Linked DNA regions of Homo sapiens: all the other regions are linked to region 2. The links are chromatin contacts, found by Hi-C or POLR2A ChIA-PET in ENCODE. All regions are on one chromosome and are shown on one strand. The core of a region is the stretch at or near the end of the contact, and the rest is flanking DNA. Distances in the headings are between cores, read along the strand shown.

Region 1 (3,394 bases), core at 442-2,941, 2.2 Mb before region 2:
GCGGAGGTTCCAGTGAGCCGAGATCATGCCACTGCACTCCAGCCTGGGCGACAGAGCAAGACTCCATCTCAAAAGAAAAAAAAAAAACAACCTCCTTCTCAGGCCCCATGCAGTGCCTCACACCTGTAATACCAGCACTTTGGGAGGCTGAGGCAGGATCACTTGAGCCCAGGAGTTTGAGACCAGCCTGGGCAACATAGGGAATCCCCATCTCTCCAAAAAGTACAAAAATGAGCCTGGTGTGGGGATCTCTTGAGCCTCCAGTCTGGGCGCCAGAGTGAGACCCTGACTCCAAAAAAAAAGTTCCTTCTGGTTCAGGTGAATTATGAACTGCCAAAGGGGTGAGAGCAAGGCTAGGAGACCAGGGAAGAAGCTGGGACAGGTATGCAGGTGGGAAGTGGCAGTACCTGCAACAGGGCATGAAGCCATGGATGAATTCAGGTGTGTTCAGAAGGCAGAGACAATCTAATCCACTTATGATTGGCTGTAGGGATGAGACTGTACCAAGGTATCAAGGACAACTCCCAGGCTTGGGGACCCGCACACTAGGAACCCACCTTCCCATTTCCTTCCTGAAAGGGAGTCTTCCTTTCATCCCCACCACATCCCAAGGACTGTGGATTGTGGGCTGGGACTCTGGGTCAGGGGACAAAGGAGACTTGAGGTATCTTGACCAAGCTTCCCATCACCCTTCCCAGCCCTCAGGATGCCAACTAATGGGGGTTGTGGAGAGGCTTTAGTTCCACTCTGAGGGTGGGTCACCATCCCACTTTTCAGGTGGGGAGACTGAACCCCGAAGAACCACCAGACCCAAATTCCAGGATGACTGAGGAACCCTGAAGGAATTTCAACCTTCCAACAGCCAGGTGGGGACGATCCACACTTCATAATGAGGGGACAGCTAGAAGAGAACGTCACTGGCCTCGAGTCACCCAGCTCATCTGTTGAGCATTCACTATCCTGAGTCCTTTACGACGTCAGTTACCTAAATTGTCACCACCCTAAGAGGTTCAGACTACTGCTACCCTCATTTCACAGGGACAATCCATGCGGATCGGAGATAAAAGTTTTTCATTCTTAGAGGCGGGTAAGGGCCCAGAATGGTGGAGGTGGGGTCAGGGCCCGGGGAACCGGGACAATCGGCGATGTCGCACTTCCTTTGGCGACAAAGCCCTGCATATCGCGGTGCCAAGCCCCCTCCCCCGCCCCGGGGCCCAGGCCGGCCTCCCAAATTCTCCTGAACTGAAGAGATCCAGGTCCGGCGTGCTGAGAACGAGGCCAGACCAGGGGGTCTTACGGGACCCCATCCCCACCCCAGACGATTTCCGGGGGGAGCCGCAACCCGGAAATGAATGAGTTGTCAGGGCTTGGTATCCTGGATGGGGTCAGGGGTCGGAGAAGGAGTGGCAGTGGGATCAGCAGGAAGCTCTCGGTAGGGTCCGGGGGTCGAAGGTCACAGGTGAGTGGGAGGGGCGGGCCGGACCTGAGGGGACCGGGCAGAACGGAGAGGGGCCTAGGGGGATACTAGAGGTGGGTGGGACCACAGCGCCATTTTGTCTAGCAGAGGGGGAGTGGGGGCCTGGAGGCCATCCTCACCATCTTCTGTTTCCTCCGTCGCCGCCTCGGCCGCCGCCTCAGCCTCCACCGCCGCCACCAGAGCCGCCTTCTTAGCCGCCGCCTCACAGTAACTTCCAGCCACGGCACAGCCCACACTGATGGCGCCACCACCTCCCTGTCATTGGTGTGCAGTCTAGCCCCGCCCCCACATAGGAGCGCTTTGCACGCTTCCATTGGCCGCATCCAGCTAACTCATGCGCCCATTGGTTGCCACGCCTCCTCCCATTGTGGTCAAGTTCGGTTGAAGAAGCAAAGCACCTCCCGGTACTTGGAAGCAATGAAAGTGAGATCCGGAAGTGGGCGGAGGCCTCGGCCGCGAAGTCTCTTGGGAGCTGTAGTTTACAGCTCCGCGAGGCTCTCTAGAGCTTTTGTGTGTCTGTGTGTTTTTAAGATGCGAGGTTCGGCCGGGTGCGGTGGCTCACTCCTGTAATCTTAGCACTTTGGGAGGCCGAGGCGGGTAGATCGCCTGAGGTCAGCAGTTCGAGACCAGCCTGGCCAGCATGGTGAAACCCCATCTCTGCGCCTGTAATTCCAGCTAGTAGGGAGGCTGAGGCAGGAGAATCACTTGAACCCGGGAGGCGGAGGTTGCAGTGAGCCAAGATCGTGCCATTGCACTCCAGCCTGGGCAACAAGAGCGAAAATCAGTCTCAAAAAAAAAAAAAAAAAGCCAGCCGGGCGCAGTGGCTCACGCCTGTAATCCCAGCACTTTGGGAGGCCGACGCGGGTGGATCACGAGGTCAGGAGATCGAGACCGTCCTGGCTAACACGGTGAAACCACGTCTCTACTAAAAATACAAAAAATTAGCCGGGCGTGGTGGCGGACGCCTGTAGTCCCAGCTACTCCGGAGGCCGAAGCAGGACAACGGCGTGAACCGTGAGTGAGGCGGATCTTGCAGTGAGCTGAGATCGCGCCACTGCACTCCAGCCTGGCGGACAGAGGGAGACTCTGTCTCAAAAAAAAAAAGGCGGGGCACGGTGGCTCACGCCTGTAATCCCAGCAATCCCAGCACTTTGGGAAGCCGAGGCGGGCGGATCACGAGGTCAGGAGTTTGAGACCAGCCTGGCCAACATGGTGAAACCCCATCTCTACTAAAATACAAAAATTAGCCGGGCGTGGTGGCGGGCGCCTGTCATCCCAGCTACTCAAGAGGCTGAGGCAGGAGAATCGCTTAAAACCAGAAGGCGGAGGTGTCAGTCAGCCGAGATTAAGCCACTACAGTCCAGTCTGGGCAACAAGAGCTAAACTCCCTCTCAAAAGAAAAAAAAAAAAAAGACACAGGGGTCTTGCTATGTTTCCCAAGCTGGTCTCGAACTTCTGGCCTCAAGCAATCCTCCAGACTTGGCTTCCCAAAGTTCTGGGAGCCATCGTGCCGGCATCTTCTTGTGTTTATTACGTTTTTAAAGCAGCCCTAGAAGATAAGAACCATAACACTCCCTAGCTCCTCCTCGACACCGTCTTGCTCAACCACCTCCCGTAACTCCCTAGTATTCAATCCCACCTCCTTGGCCCCATTTATGGGCACCTGCGGTCTTCATTGCCCACCTGTGTCCTCACCTCTAACCAATTCCTTCTATGTCTGGGCTCTCCCAGACCTTGCCATTTCCTCCAAGACTTCCCTGACTGCATTCTTCAAAAAGGCAAGTCAGGTACCTTCCCTGAAGTCCTACAGCCCTCACAATCCCCCTCCCAGCCCTGACACCTCTGTGTCCAAACTGCCTTCCTGACTTCCAGGGCAAAGAATGGGCACCCAGCACACAGCAATTGCACAGTGAAGTT
Region 2 (3,497 bases), core at 597-3,096:
TGCCTCCATGCTGAATTTCTGGCCTCCCGAAGTGTAAGAGAATTAATTCCTGTTGTTTCAAGCCACCCAATTTGTGGTAATGTGTTATGGCCATCAAAGGAAATTAATAAAACACCTCAGGGCCTTTGCATGTGCCATCTTCTCTACCTGGATTACTCTTTCTCCAGATCCTTGTGGGGCCCATGTCCTCACTTCCTCCTGGTCTCTCTGCTCAACTGTCACCTCCTTAGAGAGTCCTTCTGCTTGTCCTAAGAGAGGCCCTTACTGTATCCCTCTAACTCAATAATTTGTTGCACTTCTCTTTAAATTTCGATCAATTTAGATACATGGTATTTGTTTCCTCCCCTGCCCCACACCCACCCCCTTTTTTTTAGAGACAGGGTCTTGCTCTGTTGCCCCAGCTGGAGTGCAGTGGCACGATCACAGCTCACTGTAGACACAACCTCTTGGGTTCAAGCAATCCTCCCTTCTCAACCTCCCAAGCAAAAGGGATAACAAGCACGTGCCACCATACTCAGCTAATTTTTTTTCTTTTAAAAAAAATTTTTTTTAGACAGAGTCTTGCTCTGTTTCCCAGGCTGGAGTGCAATGGCGTGATCTCAGCTCACCGCAACCTCCACCTCCCGGGTTCAAGCGATTCTCCTGGCTAAGTTTGTTTGTTTGTTTGTTTTTTGGAGAGACTGGGTCTCACTTTTTGGCCCCGGTTGGTCTCAAATTCCTGGCCTCAAGCGATCCTCCTGTCTTGGCCTCCCAAAGTGCTGGGATTACACACATGGACCACCATGCCAGGCTTGTTTCCCTTTTTAAAAAAATCACTTGTCCTCTGTGTATATTTGTTTCAGGGACTGTTGAATAATCCAGCTTTCGGCTGAGAAGCTTTTTGGACATTTGCCTAGTGACAATCTTTCTTTATCTGGGGAGAGATTGGTCAGATAATTAGTCTTGGAGCATGTTAAAGCTTTGTCTCCCAAGAAAGAATTTACATCTATTACAACATCTTTCTCTCTCTCTGGAAAATTGTATCCTTGTTATTAAGACTTTTTTTTTCTTTTTTAGCTTTACAGAAAAGCTGCAAAGATAGCAAGATAATTTTTGTCTACTCTTTATCCAGCTTCCCTGAATGCTAACATCTTATATAACCATAATACATTTACTGAAACAAAAAGATTAACACTGGTTCATTACTACTAACTCAACTCCAAACTTTATTTGGATTTCACCAACTTTATCCACAAATTTGTCCTTTTTTTGATTCCTGGATCCAGTCCAGGGTACTATATTGAATTTAGTTGTCACAGCTCCTTTCCCTCCTCTAGTCTGTGGCAGTGCCTCAGTCTTTGTTTTTCATGACCTTGACAGTTTTGTAGAGGTCTGGTTAGGCATTTTGTAGAATGTGACTCAGTGTGAATTTCCTTTGCTTACTACTATACCTATTATACAAAAAATATACACATATATATATATACATGCACAAATATTTATTTATAGTGTGGAAAATATACATAACATAAAATTTACCATTTTTTAAGTATTATTATTATTTTGTGAGACATGGTCTTGCTCTGGTACGGCCCCGCTGGTGTGGAAAGCGAGCTGTGTTCGGAGGGCCTGAACCTACGGGCTTCCACCGTGGGGCCAATGGAAAGCTGCGGAAGGTGGGCCCCCAAAGGTCTGGGCTCCTGAAGCCGCTGAGGGGCGTGGCCTCCTGGTTTTAAAACATAAAATGGGTGTGAGGTCTGCAGTGCGAGCCAATGAAAGGCAAGGGGAGGCGGGGTCTATGAGGGAGGCGGCCAGTAGAGGCAAGGCTCTTTCGGGTGGCCCCGGAGCGGGGCTCCGACTGTGCGCATGCGCATCGGGCCGGACTACGGGGCGCCGCTGAGCCAAGTGGGCCACCCGGGCACGGCCACGCTCCCGGGTCACGTGACACGGAGGGGGCCGAATTCTGCTGGAGGCAGCGCCATATCCTGGAGGTGAAGGTGAATAGCGTCGGGGGTCGAGCTGGTGTGGGAGAACCACATCCTGATGCGATGTGACCTCGACCCAGCCTGGCCCGGGGTCGGGGATCAGGCTCGGGCCCGTGCGCTCTTTAAGGGAGAGGCGTGGGTTGCGTGGAGGGTCGCGCCCGCTAACCCGGGGGCGTGACCTCGTGCCTCTTGGTGACGTAACATGGGGCGGGCTCACTACTGGGGCTGAGATTTGGGGTCCGGTTGTGGAAAGAGAGGCGGGGCTTCCGCCTGTCCATTGACAAGTAGGTAAGTGGAAGATAACTGTGTGGTGCTGTCGTCGCCACCTTGACTTGTGGTGGCTAGTTTGGGTGGGAGTGGTGGTGATGTAAAGGACTGGGGCTAGCCCCGCGAGGGGCGTGACCTTGTCACGGAGAGGCATGGCTTCACCCCGAGCCTAGGCGCACAAAGGGCGTGGTCTGGCAGGGTTGGGGGCGTGGCCGCACAGAAACTGGCGGCAAGGGTCGTGGCCCTGGATCCTGCTGCGAGAAGGGGCGCGATTTCTTCCGGAGAGGTTCCCTGTCGCGCCCAAGTCTGGGAAGTGCCCTTTCTCTCTTAGGTACCACCTCATGGAGACCCCCGCGGCCGCCGCCCCCGCTGGGAGCTTATTCCCCTCCTTCCTGCTCCTGGCCTGCGGGACGCTGGTGGCCGCCTTGCTGGGCGCCGCTCACCGCCTGGGGCTCTTCTATCAGCTGCTGCACAAGGTGCGGGGCACAGAATGGGAGGTGGGCTGGGGGCAGTCAAAGAGGGAGGGGCCTCGTGGTGCTGCTTCCAGCTCACTCATTGTGCAGGGTGGGAAAGCGAGCCCCGACTAGTCCAGAGGGACTGGTAAGAGGTTCTGTCCAGGGCCCTGTCTCCATTGCCACGCTGTGTATGGAGGCCTGGACTTTGCCACTGGTAAGAGAGAACACGGAAGCTGCCGCTGCCGGGGCACTCGCACCCCACCTACCTCCTTCCCCAGTGACTCTTTTCACAGAACAGATGGACAGCACTCTGTGCTCCCTAACCTGGATGGGATAAATGGGGCAGAGGGCAGGCTCCAGCGAGGGGGTGGCAGTGACAGTTTCATAACAGTTGCCCTCTGCTGAGCTCAGTACTGTAGACTTTCTTACCTACCCCTTACCTTTTCCTTGAAAGTAGGTGCTGTTCTTTCTGTCTTCATTTTCTGCAAGAGGAAGCTGAGGCTCAGAGAGATTGTGTGGTGGTTTGCCCTAGGTGACATGTTTGGAGAGAGCTGACCCCACAGGTGTCCCCCTAAACTCCTTGCACCTCTGTTTGAAATTTACCCCTTCTCCAGACCCCTTCCTCAACCCTTTCTCTCCTAGCAGGGACCAAGCTTGACCTCTCCCTCCCCAAACCCTTCTCTACTGCTTCCTCTGCTAGCCAGGAGTGATGCCACTGACCTTCAGGACTTAGGAGATTTAAAGCAAGCCTTGGATGTGTAGGGCTGTGAGGCAGCTGGAGTTGGGAGGCCTCGGCACAGTCTGTGCCAGC
Region 3 (3,437 bases), core at 923-3,422, 2.0 Mb after region 2:
CCAGGGTTTCTGCTGATGCTGCCCCTGACTGTCCAGAGACCTCCAACCAGACCCCCCCTGGACCTGGGGCTGCCGCTGGGCCAGGCATAGACTGAACCAATAAAGAGATGTCACGTCACCTTCTCCCGATTGCCTGTGGTTTGTGTATTGGTCCATACAGCTGCATGACTGGGATCTGTTCCTCTGGGGATCGTTCGCCCCTGCCTGGCTGGAGTGTTGAGTCTGTATGGGAGGTAGGAGCTGACCATCTGCACAGTGGTCGGCCCCTCTGCAGCGAGGGTCACTGAGCCACCCCAGAGCCGGAGCCAGCGATTCCCGAAGCGGCCACGGGGCGGCAGCTGTGCGCTCGCTCCCGCGGGGGTTCTGCCCCTCTTCCCCCTCCCACCTTCAGCGCTCTCCAGGCCACGGGCTTGCGCATAGTGGGGCGCTCCTGCCCGGTAGCCCCCACGTGTCTTCGCGCCGCTGCCTCCTCGCCGCCTGGTTTCTTTGGCCCAGCTCTCCAGGGGCCACAGTGGCGGAAGCTGGACCGGAACCAGGCGCCCTGTGCATCCGCTCCAGACCAGGTGCTTCCTGCCCTGAGGCCCGGGGCGAGGGGGGCGTGCACACAAAGAGGGACCTCGCAGGCTGCTGCCCAGACACCCAGTGAGGGGGAGCTGTACCCCTCCCTGCCCTCCAGAGTGGGGTTTAGTAACGTTAACGAAGAGTCCTGGGGCAGGATCCCCTCTCTGGCTCCTGCTCCCTTCATCCCCATCTGTAATGAGGCTAATCTTAGGACCCTCCTTGTAGCGATATCAGAGTTAGCGCTTAATTTTTTTTTTTTTTTTTTTTTTTTTGAGGCAAGGTCTAGGTGTGTGGCCCAGGCTGGAGTGCAGTGGCGCAATATTGGCTCACTGCAGCCTCCACCTCCCAGGCTCACGCCATCCTCCCACCTCAGCCTCCAGAGTAGCAGGGACTACAGGCACGCACCACCACAACCAGCTAATTTTTGTATTTTTTGTAGAGATGGGGTTTTGCCATGTTTCCCAGGCTGGTCTCAAACTCATGAGCCCAAGCAATCCGCCAGCCTCAGCCTCCCAAAGTGCTGGGATGACAGGCATGAGCCACCAAGCCCGGCCTTTACTGCATAAAACTTTAGTTCCTGCTTCTTTGGAGGAAAGCAATGGAGGTGTTGATCGTGGGGTCCTGGGCTCCACCCCATTCCTGGGCGGGGGGGGGGGGGGGTTGGTAGTCCTGCTGCTGGGTGCCTGCCTGCCTGGGGGCTCTTGCAGTTGCCCAGATACACAGACGGGCCAAAGCATGAGTATCACAAGTGGGTGGCAGTCTGGTAGCTGCTGCTGCCTGGCTGTGCCCAGAGCCTCTCCCTGTGGGAGGCTCCAGTAGGGTCTTGAGGTTTACCACCAAGCCAGGATAACTGCCCCCCATGAAGGGGCCGGGTGCTGTGGGGTGAGGGCCATGGACCACCAAGTTGGAGTTATGTGATCCTGTAGCCAAGAGGCCTATAGTTGTGGGGACCTGTTGGGCATCTACTGGAAGGTCACACCAGCCCCAGCACCCTAGGAAATCCAACTTCCCCACCCCACCCCTGACAGCCATGGCTCTTCCTCTCACCCTCCTGGGCTTGGAAATGTGTGGATACTGTGCTGAGGGCTTGGGACACCTGCCCAGGCTGGACACCCAAGGCCAGACTGTTAGAACTGTTCCCCTTTGGGTGCCCCACTCCCGGGTAGGGGTGGTGGAGAGGAGGGAAGGGCCTCTGTAAAAAGAGGAACCAGGCTGGGTGAGGAGAGGAGGTGGGGGCCCAGGGTCACGCGGCCCCAACGGGCCGGAAAGGGCTCTCCCTCACCCCCATCAGCACAGACATTCGGGCAGGGAGTGTGCAAAGCCAAAGGGCAGACTCGGACATAAGAGGAGGCAGCTTCCCTGCCTCAGTTTACCCCCTGCGTGCATCCAGGCACCTCCCTCCCCGGCTGCCCTGGGGCCCGGGTCCCCAGAGGCCCGGGGTCCCTACAGTGGCTGGGGGAGCGGAAGGCGAAGCCCTGAGGGGTGGCGGACCGAGTCCTGCCAGCGCCGGCTGGGGGCGGGGCCGGGAGGCCCGCGCTGCTAGGTCCCCGCCCGCTGGTTTCCTCCGGGGTCAGCCAGGCTCCTTATCAGGCGCGGCCAGGCAGCCTGGCCCTTATCTGCACTGGGCCAGCATCCTCCGGCCGCTGCGCCGCCAGGGGTGAGAGGGAGGAAACCGGGCCGCCGGGGGCGGGGAGAAGGCGGGCCGGCCCGGGAGCCGCTCACTTTCCCTGGGGGGGACCTACGCGGAGACCTCGGCTATCCTGGCCTTCCGAGGCCCACGAGGAGGCGCGGCCCAACGCCGGGGCCTGGAGCATTGAGGCCGGACCCTCGCGAGACAGCAGAGCCTGGCCTGACGCTGGAAACCACACCCTGGCCCAGACTGCCAGCCCTGACGGGACAGAGCCAGGGCACTCACCAGGCTGCAAGAACAGTGCTGGGGTAAGAGGGGAGCGGGCCTAAAGGTGGAGGATCCCGGGCCTGGGACCCAGCCTGCATTCCTTTGTTCATTCCTTCATTCATTCATTCACCAGCAGGGACCCACTAGTGAGGGGCCAGGCCTGCTTCCCCAGGGCCTAGCTGAGGAAGACAGGGCAGAGGGGCCAACAGTCTCACACCTTGCTGGGACATCCTGGACTCTGGAACCAAGAGCAAACAGGGATGTCAAAACAGTATGCAAAACTGTGGATGATCGCGGGGCATTGTGGTGCATGCCTGTAATCCCAGCACTTTGGGAGGCTGAGGCAGGAGGATCACTTGAGCCCAGGAGTTCCAGACCACCCTGGACAACAGAGTGAGAACCTGCCTCTACAAAAAAAATTTTTTTTTTTAAATTAGCCGGGCATGGTGGCACATGCCTGTACTCTCAGCTACTCAGGAGGCTGAGACAGGAGGATGGCTCGAGCCCAGGAATTTGAGGCTGCAGTGCACTATGATTGCACCACTGCACTCCAGCCTGGACAACAGAGGGAGACCCTGTCTCTAAAAAAATAAACAAATTTTAAAAAGCGTGGATGCTGATGAGGATGGGGGCTTCCAAGCCAGAGGGAGGGTTGGGGCATGACTGGACTGGACTGGGCAGTGGGGTCAGTGTTTGGGGGTCTAGGGTCAGCATTTGAGGTCATAGTGTCAGTAGTGGGGTCACAGGGTTGCTATGGGGGATGTTTGCAGTGGGAGTGGGGGTCACTCAAGCAATTATGGAGCACTTTCAGGGACAGCAATGGGAAGAACCGCAGGGTCATTCTTGAGGTGCAGAGGGTCAGCCTGGGTGGGGGCTGGGGGCCTTCCGTGAAGGGTCAGAGTCCATCTTGGAGGGATTCCAAGCTCACATGGCATCAATGAGTTAATGAGGAGTCTCTGGGTTGGATCTTTAGATCTGA
Region 4 (3,184 bases), core at 261-2,760, 2.1 Mb before region 2:
AGCTGGGATTACAGGCGTGAGCCACCATGCCCAGCTAATTTTGTATTTTTACTAAAGACGGGGTTTCTCCATGTTGGTCAGGCTGGTCTTAACTCCTGACCTCAAATGATCCGCCCGCCTCGGCCTCCCAAAGTGCTGGGATTACAGGCGTGAGCTGCCGCACCTGGCCACAACAACTCATATTTTAAAAGATTGAGCTGATCCACATAAAGTGCTCAGAAAGGAACTTGTCATCCTCTTTTACGGCTGAAGAAACTTATGTGTCTTGTAAGTTGCAAGCCAGGACTCAAACCCTGCTCTTGGGCCAACTCTGGGGCTTAACCAGACACATTCCATTTTTGCCTTGTACCAAATTCCTATTCATCTAGCAAAGCCTTAGCCACAATGCCCCTCTGTTGGGCAGCCTTGTGTGATGACCCAGGGAAGAGATTGCTGGACCCCCTTAGGGTTCCTGTATCTGACAGTATTGTGGTTCTGGCTGCCTACAAGCATAGAACCCCTATTCCTGTCCAAGGGATTCCCAGGGACCAGGGAAGGAGCCCTACCGTGCCTAGTAGCTCACTCCGCATCTCGCTGGTGTACCGCGCCCGTGACTGCAGATGCACCGTCTTTGTGGCGGGCACTCGCTCTCTGGCTGTGGTTGGCACACGGCCAGGGGCCAGGAACTGGTTGGCCAGTGCTTTCTCTGAGGAGGAGGTCTGCAGAAATGTGGGAAGATAAGTCACTGGAGGGGCAGGTCCTGGGGACCAAAGTGAGCGGTGATGGGGGCTGAGGGGGCAGGGGCACCCCTTCTCACCAGCTTCTCGGCTTGCAGCATCCCCTTCAGAAAATCCACCTTCCAGGAATATTCATTGATCACCTCAGAGGCCGGTTTGCTGGAAGGCAGGAAGAAGAAAAACAAAACCTGTCCATGGTCCCCAGCTCAGGGAAGGGTCCCAGCTGGGATAGCGGTACTGGGATGTCCAGTAGCACAGCCACGTGCTGATGTGAAAGCCCTGAGGCTGCCTGCACTCACCTCGCGTGGACCTTCAGGGCCTGCAACATGTCCTCTAGGGCTCCCACGTACTGGGGAGGAAAAGTGGATTGTCACCCGGGGGTCTTTCCCATGTCCTGATCATGGGAGTCGGGGGGGCGGGGCCGACAAATGGGAGGGGTCAAGCGTAAAGGAGGCGGGGCCAGTGGGGGAGGGGCGGAGTCCCAGGGACGGGGGCGGAAGCTACAGGTGGACGTGGCGGGACTGACCGGAAAGGGCGCTGCCCGAGAGGCTACTGGGGCCGGGGAGTCGGGCCAGGTGGCTTCCAACCCTAGGAATCACCCCCCGGGAGTCGGGCTCTACGCGGCAGTGCGAGATCCCCTCACCTTCTCCAGGCGCCACTCGTCCGGGTCCCGTTTCTCCGCTGCCATCGCCTCGCAGCGGGATAGCAGCCGCACCAGGTTTAGCTCCAGCCTCGACGCCGCCATTATCGCCCGGCCCTACACCACCCCTTCCGCCGGCTCCATGTTAAGAGAGGGCGGAAGTGCCTTCAAGTGGCCTTCCGGGCGGATGTTTCCCCCGCGCTCGTTAGCTGGCCCATCTTTGTTTGGAGCGGAAGTAATATCTTGTTTTGAGACGGGGCGCTGGGCCGGGCGCGGTGGCTCAGGGCTGTAATGCCAGCATTTTAGGAGGCAGAGGTGGGAAAGGATTGCTTGAGGCCAGCCCGGGCAAGATAGCGCTACTCTATCTCTATTTTAAAAAAATAGGAGAGGCGCCACCCCATTCTTACTTAGGCGAATCACTTGCTTTTCCTCGAGAGCATGTTAACCCTTCGGGAATGATAGGACGACCGGGGTCTTCTGGTGTCAGACCCGCGTGCAGTGTGCCCTTTTGTTCTGTTTTGCCTGCTCAAAGTACCTCCCCGCACCCCACTCCTACCTGGATTCTTCCCAGTCGGAGCTATTTCACGTCCACACACCCTTCCCGATTTCTGTAGCCTGGGATTCAGGAATCCAAGGCTTCCCCCACCTCAGCAGGGCTCATCTGTATTGTGGTTATGGGTTTCCAGGTCACAGCTCCAGCTCTGATTCCATCCTCGGCCCTGGGAGAGTTTAACTTTTCTGGATCCGCTTCTTCCCCCGGGAAATGGACAGTGTGACAGTACCTGCCTCAAGGGGCACATGAGACAGCTCTGCCTGAGAGTGAGCAAGGTGGGGCTGGGTCCCCCCTAACGCCCAGACCCCCATGGAGAACCCCTTCCCAGCCCACCTCAGTACCTGGAAGCTGAGTACCCCTATGCCTTGCAGTGCCTCTCTTCTGGAGTGACAGGATGAGGGTGGGGGCTTCACAGGAACCAGGGCCTGGCATGCAGCCTTCATGTTTTCCCACACCTTAGGTCATCTGCACCTTGGTTACACCAGTGGGCCTGATGTCCTTGAAAAATATCATAGACGGGTAGGTGCGGTGGCTCACACCTGTAATCCCAGCACTTAGGGAGGCTGAGGCAGATGGATCACCTGAGGTCAGGAGTTTGAGACCAGCCTGGCCAACATGGTGAAACCCCGTCTCTACTAAAAATACAAAAATTAGCCGGGCGTGATGGTGGGTGCCTGTAATCCCAGCTACTTGGGAGACTGAGGCAGGAGAATCGCTTGAACCCAGGAGGTGGATGTTGCAGTGAGCCGAGATTGTGCCACTGCACTCCAGCTTGGGCAACAAAGCAAGACTCCGTCTCAAAAAAAAAAAAAAAAAAAGAAAATACCATGGAGGGCCAGGTGCGGTGGCTCACGCCTGTAATCCCAGCACTTTGGGAGGGTGAGGTGGATGGATCACTGGAGGTCAGGAGTTTGGAGAGCAGCCTGGCCAACATGGTGAAACCCTGTCTCTATCAAAAAACACAAAAATTAGCTGGGCTTGGTTGTGCGTGCCTGTAATCCCAGCTACTCGGGAGGCTGAGGCAGGAGAATCGCTTGAACCCGAGAGGTGGAGGCTGCAGTGGGCCGAGATCGCGCCACTGCACTCCAGCCTGGGTGACAGAGCGAGACCGTGTTTCAAGAAAAAAACCCACAACAAACAATGGAGACCAAACCCAGGGCCCATCAAAGGGGCCTCTAGAGGCTGGCAGGGCAGAGTCTAAATCCCAGCCATGCCCCTCCCAACTGTGTGGCCTTGGAGAAGCCCCTCAACCTCTGGCATGTGCTGTCTGAACTT

The links. A loop is a pair of places that touch in the nucleus more often than their neighbours do. ChIA-PET counts read pairs that join two places held with the same protein, here RNA polymerase II (POLR2A). Pooled maps may share reads with other maps.
Region 1: a loop to region 2 is called in a pooled map, with 10 times the contacts of the local background. The contact joins the promoter of DDA1 here to the promoter of HACL2 in region 2. A Hi-C loop is called at or near these places in 1 of 37 single-sample maps with no recorded cell type and 7 of 50 pooled maps. POLR2A ChIA-PET finds 5 or more read pairs at or near these places in 1 of 52 experiments (naive thymus-derived CD4-positive, alpha-beta T cell).
Region 3: a loop to region 2 is called in a pooled map, with 15 times the contacts of the local background. The contact joins the promoter of LYL1 here to the promoter of HACL2 in region 2. A Hi-C loop is called at or near these places in 1 of 37 single-sample maps with no recorded cell type and 2 of 50 pooled maps. POLR2A ChIA-PET finds 5 or more read pairs at or near these places in 1 of 52 experiments (activated CD8-positive, alpha-beta memory T cell).
Region 4: a pooled map shows a loop between it and region 2 (8-fold over the local background). The contact joins the promoter of USE1 here to the promoter of HACL2 in region 2. A Hi-C loop is called at or near these places in 4 of 50 pooled maps. POLR2A ChIA-PET finds 5 or more read pairs at or near these places in 2 of 52 experiments (OCI-LY7 and naive thymus-derived CD4-positive, alpha-beta T cell).

What each region holds. Positions count from the first base shown.
Region 1 is chr19:17,307,860-17,311,253 of GRCh38, reverse strand. It overlaps DDA1 (DET1 and DDB1 associated 1), which reads right to left and starts at 1,691. Exons shown (of 5, transcript NM_024050.6): 1 at 1,597-1,691. The coding sequence starts at 1,599. RefSeq lists a silencer at 1,376-1,475 and enhancers at 1,263-1,826, 1,916-2,105, 1,827-2,388.
Region 2 is chr19:15,124,135-15,127,631 of GRCh38, reverse strand. It overlaps HACL2 (2-hydroxyacyl-CoA lyase 2), which reads left to right and starts at 1,846. Exons shown (of 16, transcript NM_006844.5): 1 at 1,846-1,976; 2 at 2,563-2,707. The coding sequence starts at 2,573. It overlaps ILVBL-AS1 (ILVBL antisense RNA 1), which reads right to left and starts at 3,472. Exons shown (of 3, transcript NR_186314.1): 1 at 3,407-3,472; 2 at 3,127-3,168; 3 at 1,458-1,705. RefSeq lists silencers at 1,703-1,772, 2,343-2,392 and enhancers at 1,993-2,082, 1,577-2,340, 2,341-3,106.
Region 3 is chr19:13,101,593-13,105,029 of GRCh38, reverse strand. LYL1 (LYL1 basic helix-loop-helix family member) reads left to right here and starts at 2,172. Exons shown (of 4, transcript NM_005583.5): 1 at 2,172-2,499. TRMT1 (tRNA methyltransferase 1) reads left to right here. Exons shown (of 17, transcript NM_001136035.4): 17 at 1-123. The coding sequence ends at 95. It overlaps LOC105372282 (a long non-coding RNA gene), which reads right to left and starts at 614. Exons shown (of 2, transcript XR_001753871.2): 1 at 386-614; 2 at 124-222. RefSeq lists enhancers at 430-489, 401-695, 630-709, cis regulatory regions at 119-699, 1,499-2,419 and a silencer at 1,790-2,399.
Region 4 is chr19:17,213,683-17,216,866 of GRCh38, reverse strand. It overlaps USE1 (unconventional SNARE in the ER 1), which reads right to left and starts at 1,510. Exons shown (of 8, transcript NM_018467.4): 1 at 1,360-1,510; 2 at 1,016-1,065; 3 at 797-875; 4 at 546-698. The coding sequence starts at 1,461. RefSeq lists a silencer at 1,117-1,186 and enhancers at 1,207-1,526, 1,290-1,870.